Regions from separate parts of the Homo sapiens genome. Here region 2 is linked to region 1. A link is a loop called in an ENCODE intact Hi-C map of the cell type or tissue named here. Cell type or tissue: heart right ventricle. All regions are shown on one strand.

The links. A loop is a pair of places that touch in the nucleus more often than their neighbours do. Peaks named below come from ENCODE experiments on the same cell type or tissue, not always from the same donor. Only the 100,000 strongest peaks of a DNase experiment are listed, where the experiment ranks them.
Region 2: it touches region 1 in a loop (3-fold over the local background); 2 of 110 quality-filtered maps call a loop at or near these places.

Annotation. Positions count from the first base shown.
Region 1 is chr3:177,722,746-177,725,245 of GRCh38, forward strand. The region is part of intron 3 of LINC00578 (long intergenic non-protein coding RNA 578); the gene reads left to right. Among named protein-coding and RNA genes, the nearest start is that of LINC02015, 93 kb to the right of the region's middle. In heart right ventricle, no CTCF peak of the experiment used is centred here; a DNase peak (open chromatin) is centred at 1,416; H3K27ac peaks cover 2,383 bases.
Region 2 is chr3:178,083,023-178,085,522 of GRCh38, forward strand. No RefSeq gene overlaps it. Among named protein-coding and RNA genes, the nearest start is that of LINC02015, 270 kb to the left of the region's middle. RefSeq lists an enhancer at 1,859-2,153 and a silencer at 1,859-2,153. In heart right ventricle, a CTCF peak has its summit at 1,394; a DNase peak (open chromatin) is centred at 2,019; H3K27ac peaks cover 2,172 bases.

The sequences.
Region 1 (2,500 bases):
ATGCATAAAGAGGACTCCCTTCTGTAAGCAAAACTAGTTAGCATCAGCATACAACAGATGAATTTAGACATCTGCAAAAATAACTCTATCTTAGAGGACTGTTAGTAAATAAGTTATTGAAGAAGGCTTAGGGAATATGCGGGTCCAATTAAGATTACCATAGTATATCTTCAGAAATTATAGGTAACTAAAGAAACTGCAGTATGATCAATGGAGATGTAACTTGTCTATCTGAAGTAATTTTGAATCGTATTTCTTTATCTATGATGCCTGCCTTCTACCCTAGATTTTTAAGCTCCTTCATGACAAAGGCATAACTCTATTGTCTTTGTTTTAAAACCAACTTCTAGCATGGGGCATAGGAATGTTTTAAATGCTCTCCTAGATGATTCTGATATGCCTACATGTTGACTATAATACTAGTTGAAGAGATATTTATTATTAGAGACACTGCAAACTGTAGCAATATATTTTTTTCATTCAGCAATTATTTACTGAAGGCTTTCTATGTACCAAGCACTAAACAGGTAACCAAAAAGTATGGAATAAATATAATATACAGCCACTTTTCTCAGAATGCTTACTATCTAGTCGAGGAAACAAACATACCTAAAACAATTGGGACCAAACACAAGCTGTGTATACTTAGCTCCTGAATGGAGTGGAGTAATTATATATTATATAAACATTCAGTGAAGTGGAATCAGTTCAGGCTTGCTTGAGTAGACAAGGCAGATTTTCTCAGAATAATTTTTTCTTTTTTCAAATATAATATTCTGGATGTTTAAGAACATTCTTACTTGCTAGATCCAGGTCTCTTTGTCCTCATTTTTGAGATGAATTAGTGGAGAATATGAAAACTAGTTTATTCAGAACACTTGGTGTTAAATATTTCTAACGGTGTTTCAATAATAAATTTACCATCCTCGTCAATGTCTGGAAGTTCTCTTCTTGGCAATTAATTTTTTTCAGCCAAAAGAGCATATCTGATAGCATTATTATTATTTTACTAAATATGAAAATATGAGGGATATCTTACATTTAAAACTAATTGCTTAAAGTGTTTTTTTGAGACATGTAACTTTTTAATACGCTTTTAAGGGGTTTTTGCTATCTATCTATCTATCTATCTATCTATCTATCTATCTATCTATGTATCTATCTATCTATGTATCTACCTACCTATCCATCTATCTATCTGTCAGAAAACCAAGAAATAATTTTGTTTGGGGTAGTAACAGTTAAAGACCAAATAGCGTTCCAGATCAGAAATGTAAGCCAATCTCTCTTCCTGCCCGTATTATCCACTTCCTTCCTGAAATATCATTTGTAAGGCCTGTACACTTGCTCAACGGCCCTTGCCTTCTCTGGCAACTGTAGCTGGAGGACTTTTAAAATAGAAGCAGGGCGCAGCACGTCTTGTCCAAGGAACAGCAGTGTCTGCACTTAGTGCTTGATGCCCCAAGCAGCTGTCTAAGTTGCTTGCCCCCAAACTGCCTTTGGATAGAAGTAAACAAAAGTGGATATCCAATGGAGCATATTTAAAACTGACCTCTGAGGCTATTTTAAGCAGATTGTAATTTTGCAAAAGGCATGGCCCTATTCCAAATGTTTATTTAGTGTTGAACAGTCTCCAATTGGCTGGTTGCTCCACTTTTTTGATGGTGTTAAAGACATTAAGAAAGATGCCAATAATAGATGCTGGATTTGCACTCGACCAGGGGCCCAGCAATTCATTTTGTTGAGTGCCAGATGAAACATTCACTTCAGGGAGAGAGAGGCAAGTAAATCTGGTGATATGGAAACTGGTTTTTATGGCAACCACTATTACCTCCACCCCTCACACCCCAACAGGAAACTCGTTTTGTGAAGATCTTTCCTATGGCCTTCTAAGTTCCTGCCAACATAATTCTTTTTCATAGAATAAATACTATGTGCAAAGCAGTTGGCTAAATTTTAGCATATAGCCTCCTTGTGTCCTTATAACAACTGTAAGAAGCAGATAATATTCCTCTCAATTTAGAGATGAGGAAACTGCAGTGCAGAGGCCTCCAACTATGAGGTTGAAATGAAGATATGACCCAAGGTCTCTTGGGTTCCAGAAGTTGCTTTCATTTTATTTCATGAAATATCCATGTGAATAGAATTCCCCTTCCTCCATGTATGTATTTGTGATGCAGTAATTCTTTTTCTATCTACTTATCCCTGATATGAATTTTGGCACCAGGATGTGACAAAATGAGTACCTGGGGTTGAATCTTATATTTTTTAAAGCAAACGGTAGCAATTTATTGTGCAAAAGGAAGAGCCCTTCTGAAGAATGTACATGTGAATATATTTCCCTATGTGTATTTAGAACAAAAAAAACCTCAACAACAACAACACCACCACCACCCCAAAAAAACCAAACCCTGGCTTTGCATATCATTTCGCCTTAATCCACTTGCCTTTGTGCTCCAAATGTCAATTTGCTTCTAGAAAAAACTTCTCCAAATAGAAC
Region 2 (2,500 bases), 360 kb after region 1:
TTATTAATTCTACTTATCATCATGTTTCAATCCCATAAATGTAGATAGAACAATTTAATTGCTTCCTATTTTTGCTTTCATATTATAAAGATTCCCTGCAATTGGTTTTTGGTCCTTTAAAGTATAATAGTAATTTTAATCAAACAGTTATTACTGACATTCATTGAAAGCCTATAGATGAAAAAACTGAGGTTCTGAGAGCTTGAGTAATTTTCCCCAAGTTCATATAATCATGAAGTATCAGAACTGAGATTCAGATCTGGGTCTGATGAAAACCTGTGCCCTGGATGAGCTTCCTGACCTCAGTGCTAGTAGTCCTGCCTTGCTTCTCCTCTCTAACATCTGCCTGGTATGCCCTGTACACCACAAGCAAGGGGTGCCTTCCAGAAGTCTCATCTAGTCTCCAAACTATTGAATTCTCGGAGTGAGCAGGGGCATTCATGGCCAGAGATAGTGAGATTGTGCTTCTTGGTCCTGAAGGTGAATATTCTGGCCTGGCTGGTGAAAGGGGCATCAGGCTGAGGCCCTCCCATCTAGCCCATCTGTGTTTGGCCCAGTCTGCCTGCCTGGGTATCTGATTACTTCTTTCTTTTTTATTCCACTCTAAAAATTGAGCCTTAACCAGAACTCTGGGCAGGGAACCTTGGCTATCTGAGACTGTTGTGTAGTTCTTTACAATAATTTTCCTTGGTGACAGTCACTGATTCCAATGTCATACCAAATGATTCTACACTGACTTCTCTCATCCATACCTTGAACACCTACTGTTTGCCGATAATTAGTCCTGTTAGACACCCTGGCACCACCCCTGCCCTGCCCTGCCCTGCCCTGTCAGGGTACGTACATCAATCACCCATTATGCCTAGGATTCCCTACATTCACATACTGTGATTTTGCACTGGGGACCCATGCCTTTCAAGCTGACTCATGTGCAAGAAGAGGTCAAGGATGGAGTCTTTGTTATGATTTGTAGTTAACTTACCCTAGTAAATAGGCCAGTCTGTTTTCAACGACTCAGGTCAACAAGGATAGGGATCTGGAACTCGGAAGTATTTTACAATCAGGTTAAAGATGAGTTTAGATTTCTGGAGGGATACACTTCAAATAGTGTTTATGCTCCCTGGATATCACACTCAGGAAACTGAATTAGGAAGAAACCTGCTTCCTTCCACTGCCTGGCTAAACAGATGGGACACAAAAAAAAATCCTGATATAGAACCATTCCTGTTGCAGAGAGGCATAGAATCCTGAGTAGAAAATGGAAAAAGATTTTTCCATTTTATGCATTAGCAGAGTTTATTTTAGTGATTTGTTTAGTTGTTAATCTTCTCTGTGATAGTGTGATCCCTGGAAGGGCCACCAGGTCTCTTGTGCTCATTTTATCCAGTAGGGGGACACAAAAATGTGCTCAATCATTGTCAGCTGCTGGAAGCAATAAATTTAGGGAATGTCTAAAGAAAGAAAAAGACCCTCATGTAAGCAAATAAATGATACTAAAGGAAAGATAGGTCTTGTCTGCCTTACCAGATATGAGACGTGATGCCCTTAAGTCTAGTGAAAACCATCTACACGATAATTATGAGTGAAGATAATAATGGTAAGCAGTAGAAGCTTACTCTTCATATTCACATTGCACTTTTCAAATAACAACTGTAACATTTCTTGCTCAAGTCCTCAAAGCTCAGAAATAGTTATATTCGAAGTCTGTGCCAACCAAATGGATGTATTAAATACATTGCTGGCTAAAAGCCATCGAAAAACTCTCTTTTCATTTTTCCTTCACCCTTCTCTCTATCTATGCAAGAAAGACCTAGGCACCATGGTGCAAAATTCTACTATAATATCACTCTTGGAATTACCTGGCTTTGGAACATTGTACATAATAGTTCTAATGTAACAGCAAGAAATTTCCTCCTCCTGTTTATTTTTCTGAAGCTGTAATAAGCAATCCTGTGTGACATTGCCTGTGGTGCGGTTGCCAGGCAGCAGAAAGAGATCTGCAGCAGGAGGCGGGAGAGCGGGGGAAGAGAGAAGAGAAAAGCAAGAGAGGAGGAGGGGGGAGGGCTGAGCAAGTTGGGGGCTGGGCTCTCAAACTGCTGAGCCAGAATTCCATCTCCTTGTCATCCTTCATGTTCCAGGCACATAATGAGCCAATAAGCTGGGCCTTAGAGGGGAAATAAAGATGGAAAAAAAACAGTTGAATGTTGTCATTAAATAGGGTGTCAATAATGTGTTTTTATTTTGTGAAGAAAGGGTTTCAGCTTTTTTTTTTTTCTCATGAACTTTGCTTCCTGGTAAATGCAGCTGTACAAATATTAAAGGGACAGCTTCTCAGTGGGCCTGCTTTGCTCTAAAACAACAAACAATTAACACATAACATCTTCCAGCACCGTGCATGGAGAACATACAGTTATAACCTGAAAGGTTTCAACTCCTCCCAAATCTCATGGTGTGGAAAAGTAAATCACAGAGAAAAGGTACTCCACCCTTTATTGAACAT